Linked DNA regions of Mus musculus: all the other regions are linked to region 2. Evidence: chromatin loops called from intact Hi-C (ENCODE). Cell type or tissue: left cerebral cortex. All regions are shown on one strand. Each heading gives the region's core, and the rest is flanking DNA. Links, peaks and the distances in the headings are about the cores only.

Region 1 (4,547 bases), core at 268-4,267, 1.8 Mb after region 2:
TAAAGGGGGGTGAAATTGAGGGAAAAGGGAAGTGTGAAGGGAGGGAGACATAGAGGGAGCGAGGAGAGGAAAGAGGAAGGGAGGAAGGAAGGAAGAGAGAAAGGGAGAGAGGGGGAGGGAGAAAGAGGGGGAGGGAGGAAGAGAGAAAAGGAGAGAGGGGAGGGAGGGAGGGAGGGAGGGAGGGAGGGAGGGAGGGAGGGAGGGAGGGAGGGAGGGAGGGAGGGCAGACTTGAGAACTATTACCATATTATACCTCAAATGTTATTTTGGAGTCTTTGCGAAATCATTTGCCATTTATTCATTCAAATATTTGTTGCTCACCAGCGCTTAAACAATGAGTAAGACTCACTAGCCACCTTGGGACGGCCCAGCGGTCCATGAAGTACTATCTCACTACAGTGTGACAAGCACTTTAACAGCCTGTGAAAAGGACAAGGCGAACACAGGAGATAAATTATTTAATAATACCCAGTAAACCAAGGACAGCTTCCCGGGAGATATGGCATTTGTGCTGAGACTTTAAAAGAAATTAAGAATTTACTGAGAGGAAAGAGGAATTCCAGGAAACACAGTTGTGCGGGGCATGATGGGAAGAAGTGGAGAGTCCATCGTGAACACAGCAGTAGGAATGTGGGGCAAACACAGGGCGATGGACCGGTGACGGCAGAGCAGAGCAGGAGGAAAGTCTGTGTCCACGTCCTGTGGGGGTGTAATGGCTCGGATAGACAGTGTCTCCCAAGAGCCTCACATATTAAAGGCTTGGTTTCCGCCACTTGGGAGGTGATTGGACCAGGAGATCGCTGGCCTGACCAGTGGATTATTCCACAGATGGAATCATAACCCAGTGGCATCATTTGGAAGTAATGGATAATTTGGGGGGTTGGGCTGTTAAACCTGAGATTGCCAAGAGAAAGAGCAGTGGCACAATTTGGAGCCAAATCTGAAGCAAGCTTAAATTAAATACCGGCCGGGATGGTATTCTCTGACCAGGTCCATTCCAGGGGTCCCAGAAAAATGGCAGCAAGTCACATTTTGCAGAAGCTTAAAAAGGCGAAACCATGCGGCCACCGTAGTATTTCCCTTCAGGTTCGTTCAAGGGCAAGCTTCCATCCTGATGTATTTCCTGCCTGCGCACCTCCCACCCACATCCAATCAAGAACATACAGTACATACGAACTTGTTTAGGGGAATAAAAACACGTGGCTTGTTATTTCCCAAAAACCACTGGCAGAATTCCAGAAAGTCACCTGTCCTTGGGCAAGTGGGGCTTACTGGTTAACTTTAGCGCTTACAGGACCTGCCTGGAGGATACAGAACTTGGAGGTGTGTTCTTATCCCTGCCCCACCCTGCCTCCTGTCCACCAGATGAGCCACTTCGCTACAGCGCGCATGTGCAGAGAGAGAGAGAGAGAGAGAGAGAGAGAGAGAGAGAGAGAGAGAGAGAGAGAGAGAGAGAGAGGCGCAGACAGAAGCAATGGAACCAAGGGACCATGATGCGAAACTAATGAGTCTCTGAGCTGAAATATATCCCTCTTTAAATTTTTACTATTCTGTCACAGCACTGAACTCCTGACTAGTGTGAAGAGTTGCCCTTTGCTTTTAAGAATGGTGATGTGATCATGCCTGCATTTTAGAAAGATAGTTTTGGTGTCTATATAGAGAAGAGAGAAATCGCCAGCAAGAAAATTAAGTAGGCTGATGTGAAGTATTCTGTTTCAGAGGAGGAAGTCCTGAAACAAGAAAGTGGCCATGGCTCCCCATGGTTTAAGGGAGTCTATAGGTAAAATATACAGAAAAAGTGATATTGCTAAAGAAAAAAAAAATGACCATGGTGTCTTTTCTGGATCTTTCTGTAATTCAGTTTCACTCTTACCTAATATGGCCACCCTCCTGGAGAAAGTCCCCCTGAGAGCGTTCCCTTTCCTTCCTGTTCTTTGTCACAAATTTAGAAAATAAAATGAAGCCAAATAACCAGTGTCTAGTCCTTTTAAATGAGGTAGAGAGGGAAAGTTATCGTGGTTGTCCCCTGTGATGGGGAGCAGGCTCCAGAGTGGTCCTATCTAACCCTTGCAACTCCTTCATCACACACAATGAAGTAATGGCAGCTAGGGAAATTATGTAAATTGCTATGATACACAAATGATTCTTTAAAATGTACATTACAGGGCTGCTGAGTTGGCTCAGTGGTTAGGAGCACCGACTGCTCTTCCAAAGGTCCTGAGTTCAAATCCCAGCAACCACATGGTGGCTCACAACCATCCGTAACAAAAACCTGATGTCCTCTTCTGGAGTGTCTAAAGACAGCTACAGTGTACACACATATAATAAATAAATAAATAAATAAATAAATAAATAAATAAATAAATAAATAATTTTTAAATGTACACTACATCCCTCAGAGTTGCCTGAGACCTTTGGCAGGTATGATAGTCCTCTGCACAGTGTCCTCCCTGCTCATCTTTCTTTAAAGAGGGTAAAGCCAGCTAACATCTTCTGTTAGTGCCTGTTTCTCTCACAGTAAAAAGGAGTTTGGAGCCACCTAGTGGCTTGTCTGCAGAGTTGCATATTTTTTAATGTTTAATATCTCATAATTTTTGCTAATCGAGTTAATAGTATTTGTTTAACATTTTAATCTCACTGTACGTTTAACACATTGACTACTTGTGTTATGTCAGTGATCTTTACCAGCTCTTGGTTACATTATTGTCCCCCAAGGTCTATGTCTTAAAGATAAGGTTCCCAAGGAGGCCTGGAAATGGTAGTTCCTCTGAGACTTGTACCTACCGAGGGAGGTCTTTTTGTCACTGCAGATATGCACTCAGCGAGGACTGTGGTCTCTTCTTTTTCTTTCTTTATTATTTATTTATATTTATTTTATCTTTATTTCCTGGCTCATCAAGTTCCATCAATTGTTCTTGTTATAAAAAGCTGCCTTCATCAGAGGACCACAGAAAACAGAGATCATGGACTGAAAGCTTCAGAATAGTGACACCACCACCACCCCCAAAAAAACTTCTTCCTTTATAATTCAATCACGTCAAATTCTTCATTATAGTACTGAGATACAACCTCCTTCCAAAACTCGTGTCTTATGACAACTGAATCACCTGCCTTTCTACAGAGAAATGATAGCCATGCAAAATAAAGGTGTGGTCTCACAGTTTCAATGTAGCCCTACATATAACAAGTAAATGCAGAGAAACTATAAATAATACTCATTTCATATGTGAGAATTTGAAGGCATTTGAAACCATGACAAAGCAGCCAAAGACGTGCACTTCCATGTGGACTGACTAGGCATGCCACTGTGGCGCCAATCAGAGAGCCACAGGGGAGTGACATTGGCTGCCACGTGCAGGCTGCACTAGTGATATCATTTTCTAAAATGGAGATCAACTTTGGTAAAGTGGAGACTAAAATAAAGGATTGAAGCCGTTGAGAAGGCTCAGTTGGCTCAGTGCTTGCTGCCCAGCATGAAGAACGCTTGTGTTGATCCCCAGCACCTATGTAAGAACCAAGCCTGGTGATTTGGAGTTGTAATCTTAGGGATCGCTGGGGCTCACTGGCCAGCTAGCCTAGCCAATTGGGTGAACTCCAGCCTCAGCAAAAGACTCATCTCAAAAAACAAAGTGGAGAACGATAGAGAAAGACACTCAGCATCGACTTCTGACCTCCATGTGTATCTCTGTACACACATGTACACATGCGAAGGCACACACATGTGCAGGCACACACATGCACACGCACACTCGCGCACACACCACACACACACACACACACACACGTGGGTCCGTGGGATATGCCTCTTGGGCAGGTGGAACTTGGAGCGCTCAGACTGCGTCATCCAGCATGGGTCGTCATTGTAGGACGTCGTAGCTTTTTAAGGAAGCTCAGCTGAGACACCACTCAGGGGTTGGGAAAACACATCCTAGGATGTGGTAGGCCGAATCTGGGGTCCCCTGATTCTCAGGTACTCAGTCAAGGCGGAAAACCACACAGGGGAGTCAGGAACAAAGTGCCCCAGGTCCAAGGGCCCCACAACGAGACTGGGACCAGGAAAATGGGAGCTCTGACTAAGCTCATCTGCACAAGCCCTTAGCTTGGCGATGGTTGTCATCTGAGGGAAAGTTAGGCTGCAGCTCTGTAGGCCAAGGCCTTCTCCGTGCTCCCCACAGCAGTTCTCTCAAGAGAGAGTCTTTAGTTCCAAACTGTTTATCATGGAAAAATGGATGCATATCATGGACCAGAGATTAAATACCTTTTGCACAGAGGAATATCCAGGAAGGGAAGCTTATTGTCTAAACCCTCGGGGCCGCAAGATACCTCATTAGCATGGAGAACTCTGTTTTGGGCTACAGGACCATCGTGTTTCCTTATGTGGGAAATGTGGCGCGTGTTCCAGGCCAGGAATCTGGTAGGGAACAGAGCTGCCTCCCATCTCAGGTGTGTCTAGGTGCAGGGGACTCTGAACCTGCTCAACCTACCAAATTTCCTGGCATGGTCCACTGTCTGAGAGAGAGAGAGCGAGAGAGAGAGAGAGAGAGAGA
Region 2 (4,547 bases), core at 386-4,385:
GCGACCCGTTAATACAGTTCCTTATTGTGCAGTGACCCCCAGCCGTATAATTATATCATTGTAACTTCACGATTATAATTTGGCTACTGTTATAGATTGTAATATAAATATCTGCCACGCAGGTATCTGCTCTGTGATCCCAAAGGGGGTCATGACCCACAGGTTGAGAATCACTGGTCTAAACCTTTATAATGATGTTAAGGATGGCAAGGATGTGTGGTAAAAATGATGTGAAACAAACCACGGAATATTCCAGCGCATTGCCTGGATGGCTGATAGAGCCCATGAGCGCTTGAGTCTCTTGCGCATGCCCGGTACAGATGTTTGCTGCCTTCCAGAAGCCTCGAAGCTTCCGTTCCCTCGTAGAAGCGGCAAGTGCTGAGAGGCCCAATAGAATCTTTCAAATCATTATTCAGTTTTTAAAGATGATGCACAGGACTCATATTTCTGTGAGAAACTGACAATATGTAACGACAGAATCAATAAGTTATGTATCCTGGGGGTAGCCCAGGATACGTAGCCAACACACACAGGCACACAGTTATTTGATACTTTGGTTCATATTAGAGTCTTGGAAGTGACCACGTACGTTTTATACATTATACATGGTTAAAAGTGTCTCCATCGACGCTCTTTCCCTCTTACAGCATTTCTTTCACAGGGGTAGGCGGCAAGGTTGTATGAGTCAGCTTTTTTTTGTTTGTTTGTTTTGTTTTGTTTTGTTTTTGGAGACAGGGTTTCTCTGTGTAGCCCTGGCTGTCCTGGAACTCACTTTGTAGACCAGGCTGGCCTCGAACTCAGAAATCCACCTGCCTCTGCCTCCCGAGTGCTGGGATTAAAAGCCTGCGCCACCACGCCTGGCGTGAGTCAGCTTTTTACACGAATGTTTAATGGAGGTGAGCAATTGCTTGCAGCTGCACATATTGAAGAGGTTTATTTCTCTTCTGGTAGGGGACAAGATGATTTGCCAACTGCATTGGTTGCTCCCATGTTCTTGAGGATGAGTTGGTCCCACTGCACTGCATGGATGCTTCCTTCCCTCTCTGCTTCCTTTGGGCTTTCTTCCTCACAGGGCATCCTAGAGGGGCTAGGCACTCAGATTTAGTATCTTCAGAAGGGCTTTACCCATGTGAGCATAGGAAGCCAGCAGAACTGGGCTTTGGCATGAAGATAAACACGATCGCTTTCCTAGGAACAAAGACGGCAAGTCCAACTGAACAACAGAACATCTCTCGGGAAGTAATAGGCATAGTTCGAGAGTACAGGTGTTGGTCTAATGAATGCTTGGATTCATCACTGGGATTCTGATAGGATACTTAGCCAACCTATTCATATTTGATTGAAAATTTCTAAAGAACAAACAAACAAGTCTCCCTTGCCCCCAACCTAGTTCCATTGTTGTCTGGGAGGCAAAACAAACTTATGTCTCAGAATGTAGCAGTGACATGAATGTTCTAGAAAGATGGTAGGAGAGGAATTGATTCTGCTAGTGCCGATAGAATCATGAGTAGGTAGGTTGTTTTCTCCTAAGACTGGAGTTTCAAAGGTTGGGCTGTGCCTGCACAGAGGGCTTGGGTACTTAGGGAGCTGTGTGGGGAGCAGGCCAATGCTGTGGGGGATATACAACGCAATCCCTCAGCTTTGTGATGCCTTTGTTTCCTGTTCTAGAAACATGACGGGAAAATACCCATCTCATACACATTGAAAGCAACACACACTCCCTGGTATATAACAGAAATAGGATCAGGGCCTCAGAAAGTGATATAACTGAGTGTATAATATGTTTTGTATGAACTATTTCTGTTATTAGGTGTAAATTTGAAGCATTTAATTCATACCCAAGAAAGTCAATGGAAGATAAAATGTCATTTGAAAAATATGAAAAATGTGAATTTTGGCAGCCTTCTCTTGCACATTTTATTTGTTACAACAACAACAACAACAACAACAACAACAAAACAACAGCAACAATGACAACAGGGATATTTTCGTAAAGTTGCTTTTGATGAGAATGCTAAATCACCAACCAAAGAGTACACATGGAGGGACCCATGGCTCCAGCTGCATATGTAGCAGAAGATGGCCTTGTTGGACATCAATGGGAGGACTGGCCCTTGGTCCTGAGAAGGCTCGATGCCCCAGTGTAGGGGAATGCCAGGAAGTGGGTGGGTTGGTGAGCAGGGGAAGGGGGGATGGAATAGGGGGGTTTTGGAGGGCAAACCAGGAAAGGGGATAACATTTGAAATGAAAATATATAATAATAAAAATATATTTTAAAAAAGAGACTAGAACACTTGGACAGCTGGTATTTGTATGGCCACTAGAGGGCAGCGTTGGCATTGGAATAAGGGATGATTCCGCATCTTCAGTCTGAGAACCAAGCTTCCTCTGAAATGCAGACTATTGCAGAATTATGATATATACAATGACTTGATGCAGTGGCTTTGCATTACAGGAGATACTACGCGATCGGAATTGGACCCTTCTGTGTTACCGGCAACATGCATTTTGAAGGGAATCCTTCAGTCCTGGTGGCTGGCATTGTGGGATGGGTATTTCAGGCTCCAGATCCACTGGCACTTGAGGGATTAGAAAGGATTTTTTCCTTTTCACTTCACCAATTTCACTTTCCATTGCAAACTGCAGGAATCTGAAGTTTTCCAGTGCAAACACCTTTCCTTTATCTTCACACAGGTTAGCTTTTCACTCGTCATGTTTCCGGGGCACTGCCGCAGAGGTTATTCTTGTTATCTTTGTTTGATGCTGTGGGGTAGCTGGGGATGCTGTCCTCATGGCCTTTAATATATACAGTAACATAAAGTCCTCATGTGGTTTTAATCACTTTCTTGCTTTGCTGGTGGAGCTGGGGCTGAGTTGCACCTGCAACCACTCAACTGACCGAGTCCAGGATGAGCTACATGTGTGGTTTCCCTTCCGGACTCTTCAATCTCCAGGCTGCTTCTAGCACTGCCCCGCCCAGACCTTCAGACTAGAACAGTATCCAGGAAACGATATTGAAAAGCATACCAAGAAAGAATATTTTCGTTTAAATTTTTATGCGCGATATCTTGTGAAGAATGTCACTTTATTTTTAAACTTGAGATTGGTTTCTCAAAATCAAAGCTTGACAGGAAGCTGCAAGAGATGCTGAGGAGGAAGTCCACGGATCCTCTACCCAGCTCATTACAGGAGCAACATCTTGTACAACCGCAGTACCATACCTTGACAGGAATGTTGCTATTCCTGTTTCTCTCCCAGTACTACATCCTTCTGGTACTGTAATAATTTTGAAATCAGACCAAGTCCCTTTAAGTTTGTTATTTTATGAATTGTAATAGCTATGGTAATCATTTTACCTTTCTACATAAAATTTAGAATGTCTACATGCATAAAAGTATTGTTAGGACTTTGACATTCAAGCAAACCTGTCTATTTGGGAAGAATAGTATCTCCGAGGTCATCCACGAACATCACTTATTTTCCCATTTATTTACAGCTCTCAGTGCTTTGCTCGTCCTGGAGCAATTTTGGTTCCCAAGTTCTATCATGGTTTGTTAGGTTTGCATCTTTGAATTTCTTCGTTGGTTCTGTTAGATAGTAGTCACTGGTGTTGTGTTTGTTAGTATAATGGATATAATTTATTTTTATGTTGAGATTCTATGACTTTGAAAGACACTTATTAGCTCTTAAAGGGTTTTAATTTTTTATAGCCATGTTGGCTCCCTTCTTTCCTTCCTTCCTTCCTTCCTTCCTTCCTTCCTTCCTTCCTTCCTTCCTTCCTTCCTTCTTTTCTCTCTCTCCCTTTCTCTCTCTCCCTTTCTCTCTCTCCCTCTCTCTCTCCCCTCCCTCCCTCCCTCCCTCCCTCCCTCCCTCCCTCCCTCCCTCCCTCCCTCCCTCTCTCTCTCTCTCTCTCTCTCTCTCTCTCTCTCTTTCTTTCTTTCTTTCTTTCTTTCTTTCTTTCTTTCTTTCTTCTTACAAAGACAATCACTTATTTATAACCAGGAATAATACACTGCTTCCTTTCCACTTTATATCCCTTTAACTTATATTTCTGGCTTTATTTCATGACATAATATAAAATAAAATGAGTCACTGTGGTAAGAGCAGAAGTCCCTTGTATTATTCCTGCATATAGATATTATCCTACCCATGGACATAATTTTCCTTACTCATGGCATATAAAAATTTTAAACATATTGTTATCTGCTGTTATACTTTGAAGAATTTTTGATATCTATATATGTGATGAACATGGGTTTAGGCTTTCTCTCCCTCTTCCCTTCCTCAGTTTTGTGTAGTTTTGCTATCAGGAAAATACTGCCCTTTGCTATCAGGAAAATACTGAAGTGGAAATTAATAATAATAATAACAACAATTATTATTATTATTATTATTATTTTGGACATGTGATATAGTGTAGTCAAGTTTGGTCCCAAACTTGTGATCTTCCTGTCTCAGCCTCCTGGGGTTGCACATCTTTATCATCATGCTTGGTAATTTATATTTTTACTTTTTGGCACTGGGGGTTAAACCTGGGGCCTCTTGCA
Region 3 (4,547 bases), core at 412-4,411, 590 kb after region 2:
CTTTGTTTATGTAGAGAAAGCCCACAGGCCTATCCTTTGTTTCACCTGGATTGGTCAACTCCTCAAAGCTCCTGTAGGAAATTGCAAATGTGGTGAGGCCAGAAATCTCCAGCTAGGTTGTAAAACCATCTGTGGGTTTGTTTAACTTACTCAAGGCTGGGAGAAGGGCACAGTACCAGGAATTCTGCCTTGTGAGAAGGCCTCAAATCCAATCGGAAATGTAGTTACCCCATAACAATGATACTACTGTTGGTGCATCTTGCCTGGCTGGGTAAGACCATTGTTGTCTTTCCTTCATGCAGCCTACATAACATTTGTTGGCACCATGAATCCCAGAGCAGGAATTAAGTTTCCTGGTTGGCTTGAAATTGATTTTTCTATGTCCTGTGGTTAGAGAATGTGGTATATTCAAGCAATAGGGGTTTGTTTGTTTGTGTTTGTTTTTGTTTTTGTTTTTATTCATGTAGTTATGATGGCAATAAAGGGCAATGTCAGTATCCTGTGCTGTTTGGAGACCTCTGAGTCCTCCATACCAATAGTTTGTAGTAACATGTCCCATTTTTTAAACTGTAGTTTTATTTAATAATCCATGCATTTTAGGAGTAACATTGTCTACCAAAGCAGGAAAATTCCATTTAAAAAGGGTTCTGTTTTTTTTAAAGTTGTATTTTGAAACGAGTGTAATAACTAGTAGATTTCCCTAAAGCTTTTTCATAGATTCTTACTTGTTGTTAAGCTTCTCACTATTACCCCTTTCCCATTAAACCTTGGGCTCATGGGCAGGACTGGTTGGCCGGCCATGAGGTGTAATGATCCACTGCTACCACCTTCTAGCACTGGGGAATCCAGACACACGCTGCATCTGGCTTTCACATGTGTACCCTGGATCTGAACTCAGGTCTGTGGGCTTACATGGCAAGTGCTTGTCCACCAACTGGCCTCTCTCCCTTACCTATTTTTTTCTTTCATTTTCTCTGTTCAGAAAGTTTGAAAAGTTTAGAAAGTTAAACTAGTTCAAACCCAACACCCGAAGATTTAATATTTCAGTTACCATTATTTGTTCTGAGATCTCTTTATTACTAGATGTTCTCCACATAGTTAAGCAAGCCTAATTTTGGATGAAAGGGTAACTATTGTCAGTTTAAAGTTAAGAACACTAAGTTAGCCGAAGAGTCTGTTCTCAAGAAATCCTCAGACAGATGGATGATATGGGTGTTCTGGATATATAAGCATTGTCAACTATAGAATAGATAACCCCAAAGACACAGTGTTCAGTGTATTCACAAAAGTAGGCCACAGAGATGACTAACAATCTCAACCACAAAAGGTAAAAAGCAGTCACTTAGGGCAAGAATTTAGAACAGGAAAACAAATGAAGATAGGAAGGATATGCCAAGACTGCCATGTTCTGAGAATGTTGTGGGTGGAGTTTGGGGTGGTTAGATAAAGTATTAATCTTTTCCTGTGTCCATCTAACTTGATTGAGCTGTGGATTCTAAGATATACTAAAGCTTCTGGATTTGCATTTGGCCAAGTAGTTGCAGCAATAAGGTGGTCAGTTTACAGCCTGCAGCTTCCTGTTGGATAGACCATCTTTACAAACTTAAGTGCATCTAGTCAAGACATTTTTAATAGTTAGAAAAGTTGAGGCAAGGGAAGTTTCTGAAATAGGTACTGGAAGTCAGATATGGAGTTCTTTTGTCTTCTATGGGCTTTCGCCTTGACTCTGTAGACAAGAGGGCCAGGGAAGGAATTTAAAGAAGAATGTGACTAAAGCAGAATGAGAGTACTTATTCTTCCTAGCAGTGCATGGAATAAGTTAAGAGACTTTCGCAAGTAAATCAGTACAGCAAGAGGCTGTCTGTCCGTGTTAAAAGAACAAGTGGTTGATGCTCTAGAGACTCTTGTGAAATGTGACAGGCAGGGATTGCTGTTGATTGGGATCAAATTGTGGCAGAGATTGCTTAGAAGGTCAGTCAACTCTGAAGGTTAGCATGATGTTATCAATGATGACTAATTAGCAGTTCACTAGAAATCCATGTCTGACCGTTAAGATTTCAAGTGTCCGACTTCAAGATATAGCAGAGTGCAGTTCTGATAGAAAGGTAAGTCGCATAGCGGCAAAACTCAGGTGGTAGCCTTTCCATTGCCAGCATCCTCCAGGCCCTAACTTCAGGGGCCTTTTACCATTCTGAGTGGTGTTGGATTTCAACAGGGTCAACAGAATGAACTATTTTATGACTCATCCTGCTAATCACAATCTATACTCCCTGGTAAATTAATGGGCTTTATTAGTAGTATATTGTTATTCACTGGTAAAGAGTTCCAAAGTTAGAGCAACAATACATCCCTTAAGATGACAACAATAATTGCTAATCACATAAAAAATGTTTACCAGACAGAAGCCCAGTAATGGAGGTTCTAGCCATAATCCCTTAAACCAAATACAATTTCTAATGATTTTTTTTATTACAATACAGAGGATGGTTGCAGATTAACAAACAGGCTTCATGTTCAAGTTCCACATCTCCATATTCCCTGCTCTAAACTTGTGGTTTTCAAAAATTATTGATGCCTAGGTCTACCTTCAGAGAGTTTTTGCTCAATTTCTTCTAGTGTAGCTCAGTGTCCCCAAAGATCCCTTGGCAAGTCTAACTACAAGAAAAGATGCAAACTCTTGCTTGCTTAAACCGCATGGCTTCACTAATTTCCCCTCGGGAACATACTGACCACTTGACTCAATCTCAATGGCTCCCCCTGCAGTTCAGTTCAGATAACATACGCCAGCGGCTGTGCCTAAACACTAATGCTCAAATTTAAGTTTTAGTAAATTTATTTAATGGCTGTATTTCTTGAAAAAAAATCACATCTTGGAATTTTTTTCTTTTAGAATCATGTTATGGATTTTTTAATCACATAATCTTATACTCATCAAAATAACCATAATCATATTTACTTGATTCATTATGCATATAATAAGTTAAAAGGATTACAGATACTAAATGCCTCAAATTTAGAATGCAGTATTATGGGGGCATTCCTCAGAACTACGTTGTTGGGGGTGCTGGGAAGGAAACAGCCATGGATGGAGCGGAATCAGCACGGACAGTCAGTGCCATTGCTTGCAGTTTTCACAGTGCTTTGGGGAAGCTTCTGGCGTCATATGCTTATGAGAAGACTGTAGAAAGTTCCAGGACAACTAGAATAGGTAGGGGCCTCATGGGAAAAAACCACAACACTTAAATGAAAATAGGTTCAGGACAGAGCTAGGATGAAAGGTCTTGTGGAGTTAGCTCTCCTTTAGACATAAGAAGGGCGGCACAGTCCCTGTGCCACCCCATGCATTAAAAACTGGGGATGAGGGCAGTAGGGCCTAAGAAGTGCACTAAATTCTGTATTAATGGAAAGACATTCATAGAGATTGAAGACATAACTGAGCTAGCTAGATGTTTTACCAGCTATTTGACCTTGGATCAAATAATTCGCCCTTGAAATTATGGTTGCTTTTCTGTTAAAGGGTGTTGTAAACTGAGTTCCTAAATGTGAGAATACCTAGCTTAGAGGTGATCTACTAACCTCCACCCATCTGTGTTCACCATGGCTGGAACCCAGTCCTTAGGGAAGTACAGAGGGTCTGGTGATGGCTGCCATAGTGATATAGAACGTCAAGAAACTGAGCCAGTCTGGGAACTCATCACCATACCAAGACTTGACTTTGCCACTGAAGCCACAGTTTCACATGCTAAGTTCCATGTGTTTGCACAGGAGGAACCAGCTTGGTAACCTTACAGCTAGCTTCTTACTCAACAGGAATAACTCAGTCTGGCCTGCCCCAAGACAGGCAGCAGGAGCCTGATGCTCAGTAGGGGCTCATCAGGAAAAGCACTGGCTTCACTTACTTCAGCTTTTAATGTCATTGCCTGGGTTTCCATTTAATTAAGAAGGCTGACCTTTAGAGAGCAGTTTTCCCCCCTTCCTTTAGCTTAGCTTACTATGATCCTAATGGGAACTGAAAATCCGATGCTAAAGAAGGCCACATTTTCCTTGATAAGGCCAACACATTGTCCCTCTCCATACAAAGGCATTTAATAGGCATCATTATGGAGGCATAAGCCAAAATCCCTTCCAAATAAATCTGACCTCAAGCTGTTGAGTAGGTGGCAAGAACATGAAGTTGATGATAAGCCCTAACTGAACGTGCATCAGAAAGGACAGCCCATCCAGCCAAGAGCCGGGCCCTCTGGAATGAATATCCTTATAATGAGCCTTATCTAACACAAATTGAAGTTAAATTCTTACTTAATCATTTAAACCCTTTGGCTGAGGGAAGCAGTCACTTAAAACCTTGATCATCTACAGCATGCGGTATGGTCTATACACATTGGCCAAAAGAACCTTGGCAAAGGACAGTGATGACCTTGGTATAGGGTGTTCTGTACTCACCAATGTTGTCCTCTAGAATGCCAGACGGATAGGGATCTTCATGCACAGGTGACATCTGGAGACAAGCTGGCCTCCTCTCTGCAAGCTCTGGCAAGCCAGTCTCT
Region 4 (4,547 bases), core at 334-4,333, 1.5 Mb after region 2:
GGGGAAGTCGTGTCCATTGTCTTTGTGTAGAATCATGAAGCTCAGTATGTTCATTCCTGGGTATTCTCCTGAGCATATAAACCCAGTCCAGCTAGATAAAAAAACCTCTGTAGATAGATTTCTTATTTGTCACAATTGAAATTTGTTATAGTCCTCAACTTCCTCCTTACCGAACTTGTTTCTTTCTCCTTACTTTAATAATATTACCATACAGCCAACATATTCAAATGAGGGGTGAAAACTTAGCTCCTTCTGAGCCCTTTACACAAACACAGTGTGCTAACATTTGAGTTTGACAGTAATGGATAAAAGTCAATGTGCAAGTTTGAGAAGAGTATGAAAGAGCATTCTAAAAATGTACCAGGACTTTTTAAAAGTCATTGAGCTGAACGTGCATTTTCACGTTTTCTTTCATTTAAAGTTCAATTTTAAAATGAAAGTCAGCAATGGTAAGGAAATCATTGAGTCATTAAATAGCATAATATGTTTGGAGACTGATAAGAAAGTAGTTGAATTATAAGGGTAAAATGGACATTGACATGTGATGAAGTAGATATAAACTGAAACCATATTGCGAGGCATTTTGCAGATTATGATAAAGCCTTTTAATTCAATAAATAAGCAATACCAGACCTCCCGTGATCCTCAACAAACTGTAGCAATTGTGACCATCACTTGTCTCTACTGGCTTCCAAATTTTCACTTTCCCTTTCCTGAAACATTCATGTGTCACTTACCTCACAGAGACCTACTGTGTGTGCTGTCTAAATTCAATGGATCCTAATTGTATAATGCTACCCTCATATAAGTCTCAATAAGATTGTGGTGAATATAGTTTTTTTTTTTGGAAAAAATTTAAATGTCTTTGAACTCATCCCTTTGCTGTATGCATTGGCAGGTAGGTGACTTCTATCTACCCATCAGGGCATATCATCTCTTTGGCCATAGTAACACTCCAAGGCTAGACATGGTTCAATAAAGGACCTATGTAAATCAGATCTAGATATTTTGTTTAGACTATTTAGATGAATATAAGGTTATCTTCTACTGATTTTCACTGGAAGATATACTAGGCAAGCAATGCCTATAAACAGCTTACACCCACTTAGAGTTGCAGAATGAAGTCAAAATGGTGTAACACATGAGGCAATCCCACCGAGACCTGCACTGGGTGCTATGGGACGTATACTGCAGTAAATACATGTTCCCTGTCTCTGTAAACCTCAATCTGTCTGTGGTTTCAGCACAATAACCACAGAGGAAGATCAGCTAGAAGCCAAACAATCAGTATTCATACCTGCCATTCTTATTGCAAGCAGTCAAAATAACAATACAAAAGTGATCGTCTAACCCTTTAAGACAAGCCTGAGACTTTCCCTCCTGCATGAATAGGGGCACAGAGTAGAGTAGAGAGGTCACTGCCTATGTTAGGACTTGAGGCTTTCACTTGCCAATCTTAATCAGATATTTCTCCCCATCAGCTTATGTTCTCAAATACTAATGGGTAAAATGTCCTTACCCCCTGCCCTGCTCTGGCTTTATTAGGAATTGTCTTACAACCACATTTTTCTGTAGAACCAGAGAGGTGTTGGTGTACTGGTTTTTAGAACACTTTGACAGGCAGTGAAAAGTTAGACTGAGAAATGCTCACATGACTGGATTCCAGTCCAGGAATGGTGGCTGCAAAAAAAAAAAACGTGCTTCAAAAAATGAAAGTCAGGAGACCATCCAACTAAGACTGCAGAACTGAGAAAGAGTGTACAGGGGGTTGGGCACATCAAGATGGAAAAAAATTAAAAGCCAGCATATAAGAAACAACTGACAGAGAAAAGCAACTAGAGGAAACATTTTATTTTCATTTGTGTTATATCATACTGATTACTATCTGAAGAGAGGGTGAGGATGCAAAATGGAAACTCCAAAGGAGCCGGAGGATTGAGTTCCACACTGAGAGAAAATGAGTGAAGGCCCAGAACTGTCACATCCTGTAATGAACTGCTTCTCTCCGGCTCATGCTGGAACTGGTAATGGGGCCATCTGCTTATAATGCTCGTGCCGTGAGTGGCTGGTGCCCAGAAATCTCCTTCCAGAAAAGTCATTTTTACACTGTACCTGACAGACAGAGCATGTGTTTGTGCTAAAAACACTGCAGGGATGGGAGACAGGCAGGAATGAGAAAAGCCTGACCTTGAGGGAAGACTGACATGGACCCTAAGGAGGTGATGTTAGAGAGCTAGGGGCAGTTGGATGTGGAGCAACCTCCTAGAAACAATCTATTAGACACATGGTGGGCAAGAGCACCTGTTTGGGGTTGCTTTGGGACAAGGCAAAGCATGGTAGCCTCACTCATTGCTTTTAAAGTTGATTTATTTCCTTCAGTGAAAGACGTAAAGGCAATATTAACATTGAAAATCCTTAGAGGGAGCCTATACAAATGGATAAAAGCAAACTAGCTTACAATGCTCCTCTAAAACCACATCTTTGTCACCAATCCTTCCTCATGCTCTCCTCCCAAACATACACAAGCTTTAACAATCTACGAATGAAATATTCCCATGCACCTGGATACTTGGTTGTGTAGCCCATAATATAGTTTCCAGGGATTTCCATATAGACTAAAGATAGAAAAAGTGATTTTTCTCACGACCAGACAAATTTTAAAAACATGAAATGTTAATAAGCCTCAAGGGCTGAGTCTAAAGATGGCCCTGTCATTTAAACAGAGATGCTTATGCAAGATTCCACACTCAGTGGCTCCCTGTGGAACTCGCTGAATTAGAGCATAGCCTATGGTGTAATTACCTCAGGCTATGTGAAGGGAAACTTTAATAAATACTCTAGTAGAATTTTTCAACCTTGTTTAGTGGAAGGATTCAGGGTCCTTAGAACATTTTCCATCAAACATTTCTTTATGGTCTTCAATATTAGGAACACTTGTTCTTCAGCTACAAAGTTGGTCTGTACTCACAACTGAAGAGGCTGGAAGCAAAATGTGGCTGCGACTCAGTGTGAGCATATATGATTTTTGAAAAGGGTGCAAGAGACACTGAACGTTTTCATCTTACAGGCCATCCCCTATCACAGATACTCAGCTCTGCCTTTGTAATGCAGAGGTAGCCTCAGACAGTGCATGAAGGAATGGGGTGTATGCACATCAATAAAGTGTTATGGACAAATGAGGCAGTGGGCTGGTCTTGGCTCACCTGCTACAGTTTGTCCACCATGTTCTCTAGCATACTTTTATAACATGTCGACAGTGGTTCTCTTCTTCCATTCACCTCCTTTCTCTTCCTTCATCCAGCTTCCTTTTTCCCTGTTTGGATTTTGCACTTTTGTATGTAAGTTATTTGCCAATGTTTACAAAATGTGGATGTTTTTCTGGTTTATTCTGAAGCAGGTATGTAAGAAATCTTTCAGTCTAAGTGTTTATGTTGATTGATTGCCTCTAACCTTGACTTACAGTTATATTCAAGTTAAGAAATAACAGTTAACAAAGTTAAAAGGACAAGAAACACAATAGATTATAATAGGTGTATTTTATACACCTAACATACATGCTCTAAGAAACCCGAATTGCCCTTCCAGTAAACACGGTGGAAAAATTCTACTAGAGTGCTTATTAAAATACTAATAGATTATATTAGGAGGTTTTAAAATTATAAAGTACATTTTTATTTTTAGGTTTTTCTCTGTATGTATACATATAAAAATTTAGAGAAGGTCCTGCTGGTGAGGTAAGGGCTGGGAAGATAAAAAGAGAGAGATGGGGGTACCAACTATATAAGAAGTCACAAAGATGTAAGAATCCAAACAGCAGCCACATTTTTCTTATTTATTATTTGTGTTACAGTGGTAATTATAGCTTCCTGGCTTTTATTAGTGTGTCGTTATATTCTGTTAAATTTATTTAGAATATTCTGTATTCCACATAATTATTCTCACAGTAGTTGTCCATTCATCTCTGTCCTTAATCCCTTATATATTAATTCAGACAGTAAATATCATCAGATGATAATAAAGAGCAATATATGACAAATACTGCTGCACAGTGGGTATAATGGTAAGGAAAACGATAGCTGCTTTGTGGCATTTGTTTGTCAATGGAAACAGACAATGAAGAAGAGAAAAAGAACTCTGGTGTACTAAGGAGCATACAGGGAGAGACTTGGTGAAAAAGGAAAGACAGTGTCAGAGCTGTCAGTTTCTGCTTGGTACATTCATAAATGAAACATTAGAGCAAGGCACACCGATTCCTGAGGGAGAGGAATCCTTCGGAAGGAAGCAAAGTGCACAGTTTAGAAAAACAAGTAGAGGTGTAGGGTCCACAAAGCAGATTTTGGTTAAAGAAAATATAACGATTAATTTTAACAGCTATCAAAATTGGGGGAACTAGGAAATAACAGAATTGGGAAGAAAATAGGGTGTCTTTTACTTTCATCATATTGAGTTTAAATGGCTCATTGGACACTCAAGTGGAAATGTTGAATTCACAATTAGAGTTCAAAAACTCAGAAGTCAAGACTAGAAATGTACATTTCAGTGTAGTC
Region 5 (4,547 bases), core at 373-4,372, 1.8 Mb after region 2:
TGATTTAGGAGGCCCTGATACCTTGCAAAACAATTAACAGAGGCTTGATGGGAGCTAAATAGTTTGACCAAATGTGGCACCCACTGCTACAAGTCAACTTTTAAAGCTTGAGTCTGTGGGAACCCCGGAGCAGGATCGGCATTATACTGACAGCAGTGCTGCCTGCCCCTGCCTGGGCTGTCTTCACTTACAAAATGAGGAGGTGTCAGGGACTCTTCAAAAAGGATGGATGGGTGCTGGAGAGATGGCTCAGCAATTAAGAGCACTTAAAGTTCTTCTAGAGGACCAGGGTTTAGTTCCCTGCACCCACATCCTATGACTTAAAATTCTCTGTAACTCCAGTTTCAGGGCAGGACACCCTCTGGTCTCTTGAGTCACCTTGCATACATGTGGAACACATGAACTCATGCAAGAAGACCTAGACACGTAAATATAACTAAATAAGTCTTTTGAAAGAAAGAGAGAGACAGAGAGAGACAGGAAGGATGGATACATACATGCATTTCACATAGAAAGAATTATACAGCAATGTCCCAACGTATTCAAGCCTGGTTCTCTCTGGGGTCAGGGACAAGCATAGAGAAGGGGGAGGGGAAGCGATAGAGTGAATCTTTTCCAGTTAGAAGGCATTCGTGTGTCACGTGTGCAAGTGAAGCATAATGTAGGTGTCTATAGCCCTTGCTGTGGGGAGCTACAGCCATGGCTATCACCATGAAGGGAACCCAAAGGGTTGCCCTCTGCCTGTTTGACGTGGACAGAACCCTCAAGCCAGCTCACCAGGAAAAAAAATGACCCTAAGGTATCAGCCCTCCTGCAGGAGCTGCAAAGCAGGGTACAAATCGGTGTGGTGGGTGGCTCGGACTGACCACTGTTAAGATCGCTGAGCCGGGGGTGATGGGTATGAAGTCATTGAATAGTCTGACTGCGTGTTTGCTCAGAGTGGGACCGTGCAGTACAAGTATGGACTGCTGCTCGCCATGCTGCTGATCAAGAGCCATGTGGGGAAGGAGCTCCTACAGAACTTCATCAGCTTCTGCCTCCGTTACCCACCTTGCTCCGTTACACAGTCGGAGAAGCACGCAGCCTTCACGAGCTCCTACAGAACTTCATCAGCTTCTGCCTCCGTTACCCGGCCTTGCTCCGTTACACAGTCCGAGAAGCACGCAGCCTTCGCGGAGTTCCAGAACGGCATGCTGGCCATCTCGCCCATCTGCCACAGCGGCACCCTGGAGGAGAGGATGGAGTCCTATGAACAGGACAAGAAGGACCAGGCAGTGGTGGCGCACACCTTTAACCCCAGCACTTGGAAGGCAGAGGCAGGCGGGTTTCTGAGTTTGAGGCCAGCCTGGGTGAGTTCCAGGACAGCTGAGGCTATACAGAGAAACCCTGTCTCGAAAAACCATTTTAAAAAATTAAAAAAAGAAAACGGAGAATATCAGGCAAACGTTTGTGGTAGCCCTTGAGACCAAGTTTGACGGCAAGGGGCTGAGTTTCTCCAGACAGAGCTTCGGTGTCTTCCCAGGAGCTAGGATAAGCCCTATAGCCTCGTCCTGAATGAGGACAGCTTCGACATCATCCACTTCTTTGGGAATGAGCCCAGTCCTTGCGGGAATGACTTTGAAATCTATACAGACCCCCGATCATTGGCCATAGCTGTGGTCTCCCCTCAGGACACTATACAATGATGCAGAGAGATTTTTTTCCCTGGAGACAGCCCACAAGTCATGACAGTGCCTACAGCTGAGCGTTGAAACCTTCGAGGAGCTCTGGCCAAGCTTGAAGAGAGAAGCATGGGATGCCGTGGTTCCCCTCCCTCTGGCCCAACATGTACGGTCATGTGGGGCACCACAACATCCACCTACACAGGACCAGGCTCTGTGTGGCAACCATCCCCAGCTTGGTGGCTTCTGATGAAATGCATTCCTGCACTCTGCTCAGATGGCCCTGGCTTCTGATGCTGCTGGTCTTTGGGACAGAATAGGTTTCATCCTAAAGGTTAGTGAGTGGCATATATATATATATATATATATATATATATATATATATATATATATATATATATATATATATATATATATATATATATATATATATATAACCTTCTAGCCACAAACAGACAAGGGGCAAAGTAGCAGGGAGGGGATATTACTCAAAGGACTTTGCCGCAAATATTAAAGTTCCCAAAACAAAACAAAAAGTGAAAAAGAAAGAAAGAAAGAAAGAAAAAAAGAAAAGTGAATCAGTTAACTCCCGAAGTTCCTTCCACAGGAACGAACCACTGTACAGGGCTCCTTAGCAAGCAGTCAACCCCACTGCCTCCTGTAGATGCAGGTAACTGTGTGGTTTTATTAACATTGTGGGACAATTTCTCCATCTAGTGGCCACTTTAGAAAATACAGCCTCTTCCCTCAGCCTTTCAAGAGCATTATTAGGCTTCTAAACACTGGTATTGTCCGTGAAAACAAAGGAAAAAAAATGATTCTTGAAGAAAGAGAAGAAGAAGAAGAAGAAGAAGAAGAAGAAGAAGGAGGAGGAGGAGGAGGAGGAGGAGGAGGAGGAGGAGGAGGAGGAGGAAGAAGAAGAAGAAGAAGAAGAAGAAGAAGAAGAAGAAGAAGAAGAAGAAGAAGAAGAAGAAGAAGAAGAAGAAGAAGAGAGCATAAAGATGTGCTGGATGTTTTAAGGTAAATTTGGATTAATGAAATTGACTTGGAGAGATTTCTGTGGTATGCTATTGAGTGGGAAAAATAACCAGCCTGCAAATTGTGTGTGTGTGTGTGTGTGTGTGTGTGTGTGTGTGTGTGTGTGTGTCCATGTATCCATCTATCCCAACGTCACTATGAGGATCACATACAATGCTGTGCTTCAGTACTGTGTTATAGGAAGAGTGGGAATGGTGTAACGTGTGTACCACAGCCATGGCAGGACATTTAGTACTCAGTGAATGGGACTTCTGCTCCTGCAATTCCATTGCTACTAAAAGAAGACCACATTTAGGCACCCTAGACTCTTGAGCATTCCGTTTCCAGGATGGTAGACGGGGTCAGATGACCAGCTGTCGCTCAAGTTAGTTAAGACATTGGGCAACTGAATCCAATGGTGCCTGCTTCATCCTAATTCCACGGTTCTGGGAGTTTCTTTCTAATTAATACATCTAAGAGTCAGAAATGCCTCGAGTCCCTGAAGCCCCACTCCACCTCAACACCACCTGGTGGAAACAGAATGACACAATTACACACAGAAGACCTAAAGCTTGGGCAAAGAGAAAGAGGGGAGGCTCTGGAGCTATGTCTCCCTCCCCTCTCACTGCAGGACATTGTACTGCCTGGCAGTCACTAAATACATGTCTCTTGAATACATGTCTATTGGCAACCTTGCCTTCTTCATTTTGCTCTCTATTTAATGAAGATATGACTTGATTCTTGACCTTTGAGAACAGTGAGGTTGGACATCACATTGCAGTACTCCTCCTGACCTGTGCAAGGGACATGCAATTTCTTCTCATCTGCCTGATGACCAGAGTCCTCCACAACCACCAGCGTCGACTTCAGTATCACAGAGGGATTCTTCACAGCTCTCAAATGCAGTCTCATGCCCCTCCAGTGAAGCCCATAAACTCGTAATTAAATTGTACTTTGTTACAAGTAGGACCATGGTGCTGGCATGAGACTCTAAGGACCTCTGAGAGTCACCAGATGTCAGGATAAGAATCTTGAGAAAGGTTTCACTAAAGTAGCAGAGAAATTTAAATCAAACTCTTAGGGAAGTATCTCACCCGCTTAGAACTGCTAGTGGCAAAAGGACATGAAACAGCTTGCTGGGGATGCAGAGACAAGGGAATGCTAATCCACTCTGATGGAGGAGCACATTCATGCAGTATTCATTACTGTAAAATGCTAAAGATAAAAATATACACACTTTATAATGTAAAGAATCTTGAACATTTCGGTAGAAGCTGCCCTGGTCCCTGACACCTTTGTAAGCAGCTCTCCATTAGCCTCACACTATTCTATGGTCCAAAGACAATGTCTTTAAGCATGTCATATCCGCCCTGCCTTTTTATTCTGTTTCAGGAAAACATTGCTCATCTACAGAAGTCCATTTATCTGCTAGCCCCAGAGCCTCTCTGGGAGGCAGGCAGAGCATAAATCACTACGATCGCTACGGCATCATATTCAAAGCAACAACTTTGGAGTGAACCAGGACACACTTGCCAAAGTCACTTCTGGCCTGGGGTACGTCAGTGTGTGTCTCTTCCTCTGAGACATAGGACAAGGGAAGTTGTGTCACAGCAGCAGTGTACGTAGAAAGGTCCAGTACAGAGCCTCGTGGATGGTGAGTGTTCTGGGCGTGATTTCCTTCCTCCACAGATACCATTTGCAAAACACATGAAACTCAAGAAGAACAAAGACCAAAGTGTGGACACTTTGCCCCTTCTTAGAATTGGGAACAAAACACCCATGTAAGGAGTTACAGAGACAAAGATTGAAGCTGAGATGAAAGGGTGGATCATCCAGAGACTGCCACACCCAGGGATCCATCCCATAATC
Region 6 (4,547 bases), core at 203-4,202, 1.5 Mb after region 2:
GGTAATTTTTTTACACACTGTCGAATAATTAACCTTATAAACTTAGATGGAGTTATCTGTTGCTTCTACAGTCCTTGGCTTTTCTCATATATAGAAAGATCATCACCATCTCTAGTCAGCAGTTTTGAATATTTGGATTGTATAAATCTTGTTAATAAGTAACTGCTTTTTGACTATTAGTTCAGCTTACTCACGGTAATGATGTTACAGTTGAAAAATTTCTTTATAAAGTATTTTGAAATAAAAATGCTTCTAATTTTAGATATTTATATGACTTGGTTTTAAGTGCATTTTGAAATATTACTATGATTATATCTATCCCTCCTATCATATTCCCTATCACTTTTCCTTTTCAAATTCAATCTGTACTTTATGTTCATAGCCCACTCATTCCAGTTAGTGATGTCCATAATGCATGGGTATGGGCCATCCACTGTCAGATAGGAATCATACTAGTGGCCATCCTCCAAAAAACACTAATTCTCTATCCTCCTAAAATGTTAATTTATTTTATTTATGTATATGCCTTGTAGAGAGAGTGTGTGTGTGTGTGTGTGTGTGTGTGTGTGTGTGTGTGTGTGTGTACATATGCATACACATGTGTGCATGTATATACAAGTGCCTGGGGAAGCAAGGACAGAACATCATATCCTTGGAACTGGTGAGACAGTTGTGAGCCATCCAATGTAGGTGCTAGAAACAGAATTCTCATTCTCTGAAAGAGCAACAAGCGCTTTTCACTGCTGAGGCATCTGTCTAACTCCCAATTTAACTTTCTCAGGGCCCAATCCACAATACATGAAACAAATCCTAACTTTGTCCATCTGACTTTTTAACTGAAAAGAGATCTTTTTCCATATAGTATACTCTGATCAGAGTTTCTCTTTTGATGCCAAGATAGTACTGGTCTTCAGATTTCCTAAAGTTACCTAGTCTGAAATTTATATAAAAATATATGGGGTAGTCCATCACCACTTTGTTAAAGTGGGGTGCTTGCACTTGCTCTTCAGCTCAAAAGAAAATATTCTCTTAATTTAAGCAAACAAACAGTGGTTTGCATAGAAATAAAAAAGCATGTTTATGACAAATTTTTCTTTAGGTCATATTATATCTTAACTCGTAAAATTCCCTAAAAGTTGCATAATCCAATATCAGTTCAATCTGATTTGTTATTTTACTTGTAGCATAGTTACTGTTCTATAAACAGTATTTCAGTGAAGGAACACCATGACCAAAGGTACTCTTATAAAAGCAAGAATTTGGGGGTCTTGCTTACAGACTTAAGGAATAGTTCATTTTCTTTATGACAGGAAGCAAAAAGGAAGGACAGTGGAGCAGTAGCTGAGAGACTTACAATCTGAACCATGGGAAGAGCCCAGAGGCAGACACATTGGGTCTGGATGGGCTTTTGAGAACTCAAAGCCTACTGTCTAGTAATATTCATCTGCCAACCAGGTCACACCTCTTCCAACAATGCCATACCTCCGAATCCTTCCCAAACAGTTTCACTGAAGAGGAAGCATTCAAACAAATGAAACTATGGGGCCATTCAAATAACCACAACTTTACTATGAATATGTTCATCATTTCTACTGTGTGTTAGTAAATCCAAGCTATCTGGCATCAAATTTGAAATCTCCACATATATTTTAAAAAAAGAAAAAGAAAAAAAAAAACCTATGTCTCATTTTTTCAATATGTTGTTGACATAAAAGTAAGCAGACTCCTTTTTTTCTCTCTTTCAATGTAGTTTATACAGAAATAAGCAAGCTTTAAGTTTTCTCTCTCTTATACCACTACAGTCCATGCAAGCAGAATGTCATGAAACAAACACAATGATGGCCATTTTGCTTTTGCTTTCTCATTTTTCTCTTGAACCCCATAAAAAAATGAGCTTTAATTCCATGCTTTTCCTACTGTGGACAAACCCTTTCATTACTTTTATTACATGGTACTGCCACCTATGGGTCCTACACATAGAATACATTTTATTTGGGAATAAGGAAATTTAGAATTTTAAATGTAAAAGTTCATCTGGTCCTCATCGCTTATTACAGATGGGAAATTCAAAGCTTGAGCTTCTAATGATTTCAGTATAGGCAAAGATTCATTAAGAATTAGGCTGAGTAATCACCATACTTTCATTTACTTGTAAATGGGACCTAAGTTTACATTTTCTCTTTTACAATATGAGTAACACCATCAAATTCTTTATATCTAAAGATACATTGCCTTGAAGGTATGGAAAGGCAAGCTATTCTGAATGTTTAAGACAGTAAACTACTTAAACACCCTTGCTTTCATTAACTAATTAATTTTCTTATTTTTCTTTCTGGAGTACTTTAAAGAATAAGGCAAGACCTTTGTATTTGAGAAAGTTTAAAATACCACTACCACACTAAAGAACAACATTATGTAGAAAACTTAGGGAAGTGGTTTTTTTATAGGTCACAAAAACTGAAGGATGTGTACTCTTTGTAGTCCTGTCCAGATGGCAGGGTTTAAGGTACAACATAAATGCACAATGGCAAATTCTGATGGTAGCAGCTACTCGGTGTTGAGTAGCAAGAAATTCCAACTGGAAATTCAAAAATGTTTATATTTACTTTTCTAAAAGTCCAACTCTAATGAAACATGTGGAGCCCTATCATTTAGAATCATGAAGAAATGTTTTCACTGCCTTTCCTGCCACCAGACATCCCATTACTTCCCAGTTCTGTTAACAGAGTGGCATCACTTTGACAAGTTAATGTCTCTGAAAAATCAAGGCATTTCATCATTATTTGACAACAAATGCCAGGGTTAAAGTCTATGTTTTAAAAACTGAAATTAGCAGAGGATCTACCCACACGCTCACACCTACCCACCCATTTGTGACCTAGTTTTGAACAGTTCCCTAAGTTCACATGAAGCAAGGCAATGATGTGGGAGGGAACTACTCTGAGAGAATGAAAATCGAGGTAATTGAGATGCTGAGAGAGCCATAATGCACAAAGTCATAACTCGTTCCTTTTTGTATTTGTCTTCCAAGAATTAACTGACGAGAAACCATTACTATATGTTTTTCAACTTCCAAAGATCATTTATTTCAGAAAAGTTATTTGCTAGATATGCTGAGCCTAAATATCCTAATTTTAAATTAACTTTGTGAAAAGAACGTATCTTACCATTCACTCCCCAACATATGCAAAATTTATAACTCTTCATATAAATAGAAAGCAAATCATTTCTCAATGGATTTTAGCAAGAATATATTCTCATTGACTATTTCATTGAAAAGATATGAAATTATGTGAAACTGTGTTTGAATAAATGTGGCTACCTTTTACTAGCATTTCTTGAAACCATAGTAACTAAAAGCAGTTGTAATTAGCGTTTAAGAAGTGCCTACTAGATATCAGAGAGGCTGCATTGTGATAAGCTTGGGAAGCAACATCATTGTTTTTCTAGAGAGGATTAGTGTATAACTAAGTAATAGAATGGTTACCTACTATGAAAAAAAGACCAAAGGTCTTATTCCCCATTCTAAGAGTTGGGGCAGATTACAGAGTTCTGGATGAGATACTATAAAGAATGGCCCATGTAAATAGTGCTTGGTCTGTGGAAAGAAGGTTAGTAATCTGTCATTGAAGAAATAACTTTACAAATCATTCGAAACAATATAAATCAATGCTGGGTAGAAATATAAACTAAGTGCCATCAGGCAAAGTTATGAGAGAGATGAATTTTGAGATTGAATATTTAAACATGGGTAGCTGAGGCCGAAGCTGGGGGTGGAGTGTCAATAAAAGACACCAAGTAGGGAATTCTGAATGTGTCTACATAATATTAGTTATTGACTCTATCAGGAACTTCAGTAAACAATGACTTCTAGAAGGTAACCTCAAAAAATCAAGTTGGACATACTGTGAAGGATTACCTCAGGATAAATGCATAATCATCTTAGAGTCAGAAAACTAACTAGACCATTATATGAGTTGTGATATGGAAACACTGAAGATGAGAAAGATGCTAGAGTAGAGGTAATAATGTGGAAGAACATAAAATTAAGATGACTCAAAGATGTAAAGCAGAAGGAAAATGATGACCAGAAATGAGTGGATACCTACAAGGAACCTGGTGGTGTCAGAACACTGTACATATCTTGGCATTTGGTTAGTAGGAATTACAAGGGAGAGGGAGTCAAATATAATTCATAGATCTGAGTCAGAAAGATGCAAAAGATGTTATGTTAGAGAAATTGGGAGTGAAAGAAACATTTAGACTAACATTGATTTTCTGGTGGCAATCTTAATCCAAAGACCAAAAAAAGCATTCAAATGGAGAACACAAAAGGTAGATGGAAGAGACTTCTGGGGCTCAGTTCTGGAGAACCTCATTTCAGTTGTTTATTGAATCAATCATTGAAAGTACAGGAATAAGATTTTAGAAAAGTTTGGCAGTAAGACAGACAAATTGTCAAGGTTGGAACTTATATTTCAGGTCACATGGAAGAAAGATAACCAAGAAAGGTTTGCAGAAACCTCGATAAAGAAGAGACAGGTGAA
Region 7 (4,547 bases), core at 328-4,327, 1.7 Mb after region 2:
TAGCCATACAGATGTGGTCCCTTTCCTCTGCATCATAAGTCTCAGAAACATATGTCTATAGAATGGTGGGTAGGAGAACAGGAGAACTCTCTAGTGGACCTGACAACTGTATTCAAAGTTTTGCATTATGTGGCATCTTTAGAGCTGAAGACAAAAAAAAAGACCTAGAGGGGAAGATGTTTGAGCTTTTGAGTGTAGCAGGGAAAACTACACAGCAATGATGAGCTATGGCTATTATGAGCACTTTCTGAGAAATCATGAGAACTGGAGTTCAAAGCAAAGTGCCTATGGAATAAGTCCTGTGTGTAACTGTAATCCCAGCCCCAAAGGAGTAAGCAGGGGAGGCTTGCCAGAGCTTGCTGACTTCAACAGGGAGAGACCTGGCTTCAAAGGAATAAATGGAGACTGAGGAAGATGTTCAGTGCCCTCTTCTGGCCTCCGTGCACATGCACAGACACACACAAACACACATAGACAGACACACACACACTCACATGCACACAGGAGAGAGTTCAGAGGCTAAGAGGACCAGCTGCTCTTCCATAGAATCCAGGTTCCATTACCAACACTCAAAAATCTATAACTCCAGTTCTGGTAGGTCTGACACCATCTTCTGGCCTCTACCGAGTGAGCTAATTTAAGAGACTAAATGGAGGATGGGAAGGCACAAAGAGACCTTACTTCTGGTCCCCATTCCAACAGCCTTCAATTCACAATATTCAGCAAAGCACCATAATGTGGAATCTTGTTTTCTGAGTCCCAGCACTCTAGATTCCGAATCCCCCAAAGAAGAGACTTTATTCCCTAGTAGACAACTCTAAGCTCTGAACAAGCCTGTCTCCTGCAGAGAGCTCCATGAAGCTTGCCTGGAGCCTCACCTCCTCTCCCTCTGCCTGTAGTGTCTCTCCTGCTCACAGCAGAATGAGACAGTGCCCCATAGTATTCTGTTCCTAAGTCAGTGTGTGACCAGGAGCGTGAGATACTTGATACAGGGATTGCATGGTGTCTCGGTGCATCAAAGCATGCTCCCTCTGCTTCCATGTCCGGTTCAGAGAAGAGTTATTAATGGTAGATTGGTCCTGATCCTATATAGGAAAAACATTAACAGACCTGCTCTGGGGCAACCTTGTGGCCGGAGCAACACAAGCTTCATTTGCAAAAGGATAATAGTGGATACATTTATTGTTGTTAGTAACCAGTGGAGGTTACTAACATGTCCAGAAGAAATGGAGACATCGTAGAAAAAAGGGGTGGTGACACAGATGAGGGAACGTTATATTTAAAGACAACAGAGTTACTGAGATTTGGTAGTGAAACAAGAAGTCAAGAGAAGTAAGGTGTCGGGCATGGATCTTGGAAATCTGGCTTGCAAAACTGAGTATGTTTTTGGCAGAGCTACTGAGGTGAAGGACCATGAGACAGGGCTCTCTGGGGCAGTACAAAATGAAGCAAAAAAGAAAGGTGGACTTTCATCTATGAGGCACGCAGGGTGAGGAGTTCTGGGTATCCTCTTGAAGAAGCCATTTGACCCGCATACCTGTCGCAGGGAGAAGAGCTCATGCAAAATGACAAGTGACTTTAAAAGGCAGTGGAGTGAGAAGGATGTCGTTTCTATCGGCTCTTTCTTCCCAGGCTCTTCTCGACCTCTGCCCTTCTCTGAGACCAACCAAGGGAGAGAAGATAAGATCCTATAGAGATGATCCACTGAAGCAGAGAGAATTGACTGTGTTTTCAAATGGCAAAACCCACTCTCCCTGTGTGCAAGTGAATTATCACAGGAACAGCGAATGGATTTGAACACCACTCCATTACTTTCACAGGCGTTGTCTATCACCTTCAAGGAGAGAGATTTTTAAACAGCGACTGCATCATGTTAAGACCGAACTTTTTCCCTAGCCCTAGTAAATTTCTCTGACCCTGCAACACAGCTGACCTCCTAGATGCAAAGCAAGCATTTCTAGGTGATTAAACACATTGGTAGTGAGGCCTTTGACCACACAATAGAACAAAGTAATCAGCCTCCAGAGAGATCAAAACCACAACCTTGTCTTTATTTGATCGTCCTGTCACAGGAGTGCTCAAGGCAGACAAACCCTCGCCGTCCCCGGGCTGCAAAACATTTTATTTCCCTTCACATTTGGAGGGTTGCTGATTTATTAAAACGTGCTCAGCCATTCTAAATAAGCCACTGGACAGAAGGGAAGCAAGTAGTGTTCCTATAAATTATCAAATGGAAAAAGCTCTTACAAAACCTGCGGAGGGCTTGAGCGATGGCAGGTACCAGGTCCTGGAATCCACCTTGGAGAGCAAAAGCAGCTCTCAGCTTTGGTCCTGGGGTCTGGGTTGCCTCGCTTAGTGTAGCCACGTGATCTCACTGCCCCCTGCTGGATGAAATGCGCATATGTTTCTGCTTCTGTTACCCCGAGCCTTTCCCTTACACGAGGCTCCTCCCTCATCTTGATTTTCCTCTGTACTCGGGAAGAATTGTGGTACCTGACCAAAGGGTCTTTTGGGGGTTCCATACCAAAGAAAGACAGGTAGGAAAGCATGCACAGTCTGAGATCACTGTGTGAGAAACAGAGGCCGGGGGCCAAGGGAAACAGTCCAGTGAGAGGCTCCCTGCAAGCACCTCCCACACCCCCCAGATTCCAGCAGTCTACATTTCTGACCCCTGAGGCTTTAGGACCACATCTGAGAAACAGATGCCTATGGAAATCCTTTTTAATATGGCCAGGTACGTGTCTCTTGGGGAAGGCAGGTTTTCTGCTTGAGAACATAATGCCTTTATTTCACAGGTCCACAAGCAGCAGGCTTTCTTCTTTTTAAAAAAAAAAAAAATGTCATGGAAATAAGTCTCCCGTGCTAGAGCACTTTAAAAGTTAAAGGTTTAAAGCAAACGCCCATTCTCAGATACCCATCAGCTATCACACCTCCTAGACCAATGGTTCTAAAGCTGGGGGCCGTGACCATCAGAAAACATGGCTATTTTACAGTAGTAAAATTACAGCTATGACGTAGCAATGAAAACAATTTTATTTGGTTGGGGTCACCAGAACATGATGATCTATATTGAAGGGTCACAGCATTAAGAAGGTTGAGAACCAGTGTTTTCATTTTATTTTATCTGCCTCCATGTCTCATTCTATAGACACCGCACACTGAATAGGAAGGGAGTCTCACTACAGACAAGATAAGAACACTAGACCTGGTTCTAGTCTGGAATAGAAAGATGGGCTGCTGGCTGCTGGGCGATGGTGGTCCACACCTTTAATCCCAGCACTTGAGAGGCAAAGGCAGACCAATCCCCGACATCCTGGCTGTACAGAGTGAGAGCCAGGACAGCCAGGGCTACACAGTGAAACCCACTGGTCAATGGTTAATTCCTGAGCTGACAGAGTCCTGGACAGAGGGTCGTTACAGACAGCTCTATCTTTTTGGGCACTGCCTATGATTGCTTCCTCCTGGCAGTTTCCGTGTTTCAAGTTTCACATTGAGGTCTCTGATCCGTTCAGAGCTCATTTTTGTGCTGGGTGATAAATTTGGGTCCAGTTTGTTCTTCTTCATGCAAACATCTCATTTTTCCAGTAGTTTATTGATGATGCTGTCTTTTCCCAATGTGTATTTGTGGCACATTTGTCAAAGATCAGTCAGCTGTAGCTGCATGCAGTCATGTTTGGGCATTTCTGTTGTTATTCCATTAGTCTATCTGTCGGTTTATGGCAATACCATGCTGTTTATTAATCCAACTCTATAAGATATCTGGAATGGTAATTCCTCTACCCTGCCCCTTTTTCTCAGGATTGCTCCAGCATCTTTTGTGATCCATATGAATTTTAACCTTCTTTTTTCTGCACATTCTGTGGCGGATGTGGGCATTTTGGCTGGGACTACATCAAATGAGTTAATTGATTTTGATAGAATGGTTGTTTTCACAGTGTGAGTTCTACCAAACCATGAGCATGAGAACTCCAGAGTCTTCCTCAAGCTCTTTCTTCAGAGACTTAATGGTTTTACAATGAATGTAAAGATGCTACCCTTTGAAACAGCCCATAAAGGCCCACAAGTTTTAGGCTTCGTCACTAGACTTCGGGACCGTTTGAAGTTAATGGTACAATAGAAAATACGACCCAGTGGAAGGAAGTTGGATCTTTGAGAAAACACGCTAAAGAAGGGGTTCTAGAACCCCATGGTCACTAGTTCCTCTCTGTTTTGGTGGTGTTTGGTGGTGATGGTGGTATTGGGTTTGTTTAGTTTTGGGGGGGTTGGGGCTTGGGGGGGTTGTTTGTTTGTTCTGTTCTGTTTGTTTGTTTGTTTGTTTGTTTGTTTGTTTGGCTTTGTAAACATGAACAGATTCCTACCCCAAAGCATTGAGGCCAACGAACCATGGACTATAACTTCTGAAAGTGTGGGCTAAGATATCTTCTCTGATATTTTGTCATAGCACCTACTATTTCAGGAAGTCTTCTGAAATTACCAGATTTTGTATAATCCGGTACCATGTACAATGGATATGTACAGTGAAAATTAATATAAATAAATTAATGAAG

Evidence for each region. A loop is a pair of places that touch in the nucleus more often than their neighbours do. Peaks named below come from ENCODE experiments on the same cell type or tissue, not always from the same donor. Only the 100,000 strongest peaks of a DNase experiment are listed, where the experiment ranks them.
Region 1: a loop joins it to region 2, with 8 times the contacts of the local background. A loop is called at or near these places in 8 of 42 quality-filtered maps.
Region 3: it touches region 2 in a loop (10-fold over the local background); 18 of 42 quality-filtered maps call a loop at or near these places.
Region 4: a loop joins it to region 2, with 4 times the contacts of the local background. A loop is called at or near these places in 5 of 42 quality-filtered maps.
Region 5: a loop joins it to region 2, with 6 times the contacts of the local background. A loop is called at or near these places in 25 of 42 quality-filtered maps.
Region 6: it touches region 2 in a loop (7-fold over the local background); 5 of 42 quality-filtered maps call a loop at or near these places.
Region 7: a loop joins it to region 2, with 7 times the contacts of the local background. A loop is called at or near these places in 19 of 42 quality-filtered maps.

The regions. Positions count from the first base shown.
Region 1 is chr17:82,999,254-83,003,800 of GRCm38, forward strand. No RefSeq gene overlaps it. Among named protein-coding and RNA genes, the nearest start is that of Gm4601, 45 kb to the left of the region's middle. In left cerebral cortex, for the core only: a CTCF peak has its summit at 2,535 (motif pointing left); a DNase peak (open chromatin) is centred at 2,447.
Region 2 is chr17:81,191,298-81,195,844 of GRCm38, forward strand. No RefSeq gene overlaps it. Among named protein-coding and RNA genes, the nearest start is that of Gm33944, 91 kb to the right of the region's middle. In left cerebral cortex, for the core only: a CTCF peak has its summit at 2,323 (motif pointing right); DNase peaks (open chromatin) are centred at 2,350 and 2,942; H3K4me3 peaks cover 742 bases; H3K27ac peaks cover 645 bases.
Region 3 is chr17:81,784,817-81,789,363 of GRCm38, forward strand. No RefSeq gene overlaps it. Among named protein-coding and RNA genes, the nearest start is that of Slc8a1, 49 kb to the left of the region's middle. In left cerebral cortex, for the core only: a CTCF peak has its summit at 2,763 (motif pointing left); a DNase peak (open chromatin) is centred at 2,738.
Region 4 is chr17:82,729,743-82,734,289 of GRCm38, forward strand. No RefSeq gene overlaps it. Among named protein-coding and RNA genes, the nearest start is that of Gm34211, 110 kb to the left of the region's middle. In left cerebral cortex, for the core only: no CTCF peak of the experiment used is centred there; a DNase peak (open chromatin) is centred at 2,061.
Region 5 is chr17:82,955,260-82,959,806 of GRCm38, forward strand. It overlaps Gm34265 (a long non-coding RNA gene), which reads right to left and starts at 1,236. Exons shown (of 7, transcript XR_877010.2): 1 at 1,051-1,236. It overlaps Gm4601 (a long non-coding RNA gene), which reads left to right and starts at 1,427. Exons shown (of 3, transcript XR_385810.1): 1 at 1,427-1,995; 2 at 4,071-4,332. In left cerebral cortex, for the core only: CTCF peaks have their summits at 2,368 (motif pointing left) and 3,485; a DNase peak (open chromatin) is centred at 2,362.
Region 6 is chr17:82,740,688-82,745,234 of GRCm38, forward strand. No RefSeq gene overlaps it. Among named protein-coding and RNA genes, the nearest start is that of Gm34211, 120 kb to the left of the region's middle. In left cerebral cortex, for the core only: a CTCF peak has its summit at 1,961; DNase peaks (open chromatin) are centred at 696 and 1,939.
Region 7 is chr17:82,855,336-82,859,882 of GRCm38, forward strand. The region is part of intron 4 of Gm34265 (a long non-coding RNA gene); the gene reads right to left. Among named protein-coding and RNA genes, the nearest start is that of Gm41629, 14 kb to the right of the region's middle. In left cerebral cortex, for the core only: a CTCF peak has its summit at 2,384 (motif pointing left); a DNase peak (open chromatin) is centred at 2,382; H3K4me3 peaks cover 728 bases; H3K27ac peaks cover 837 bases.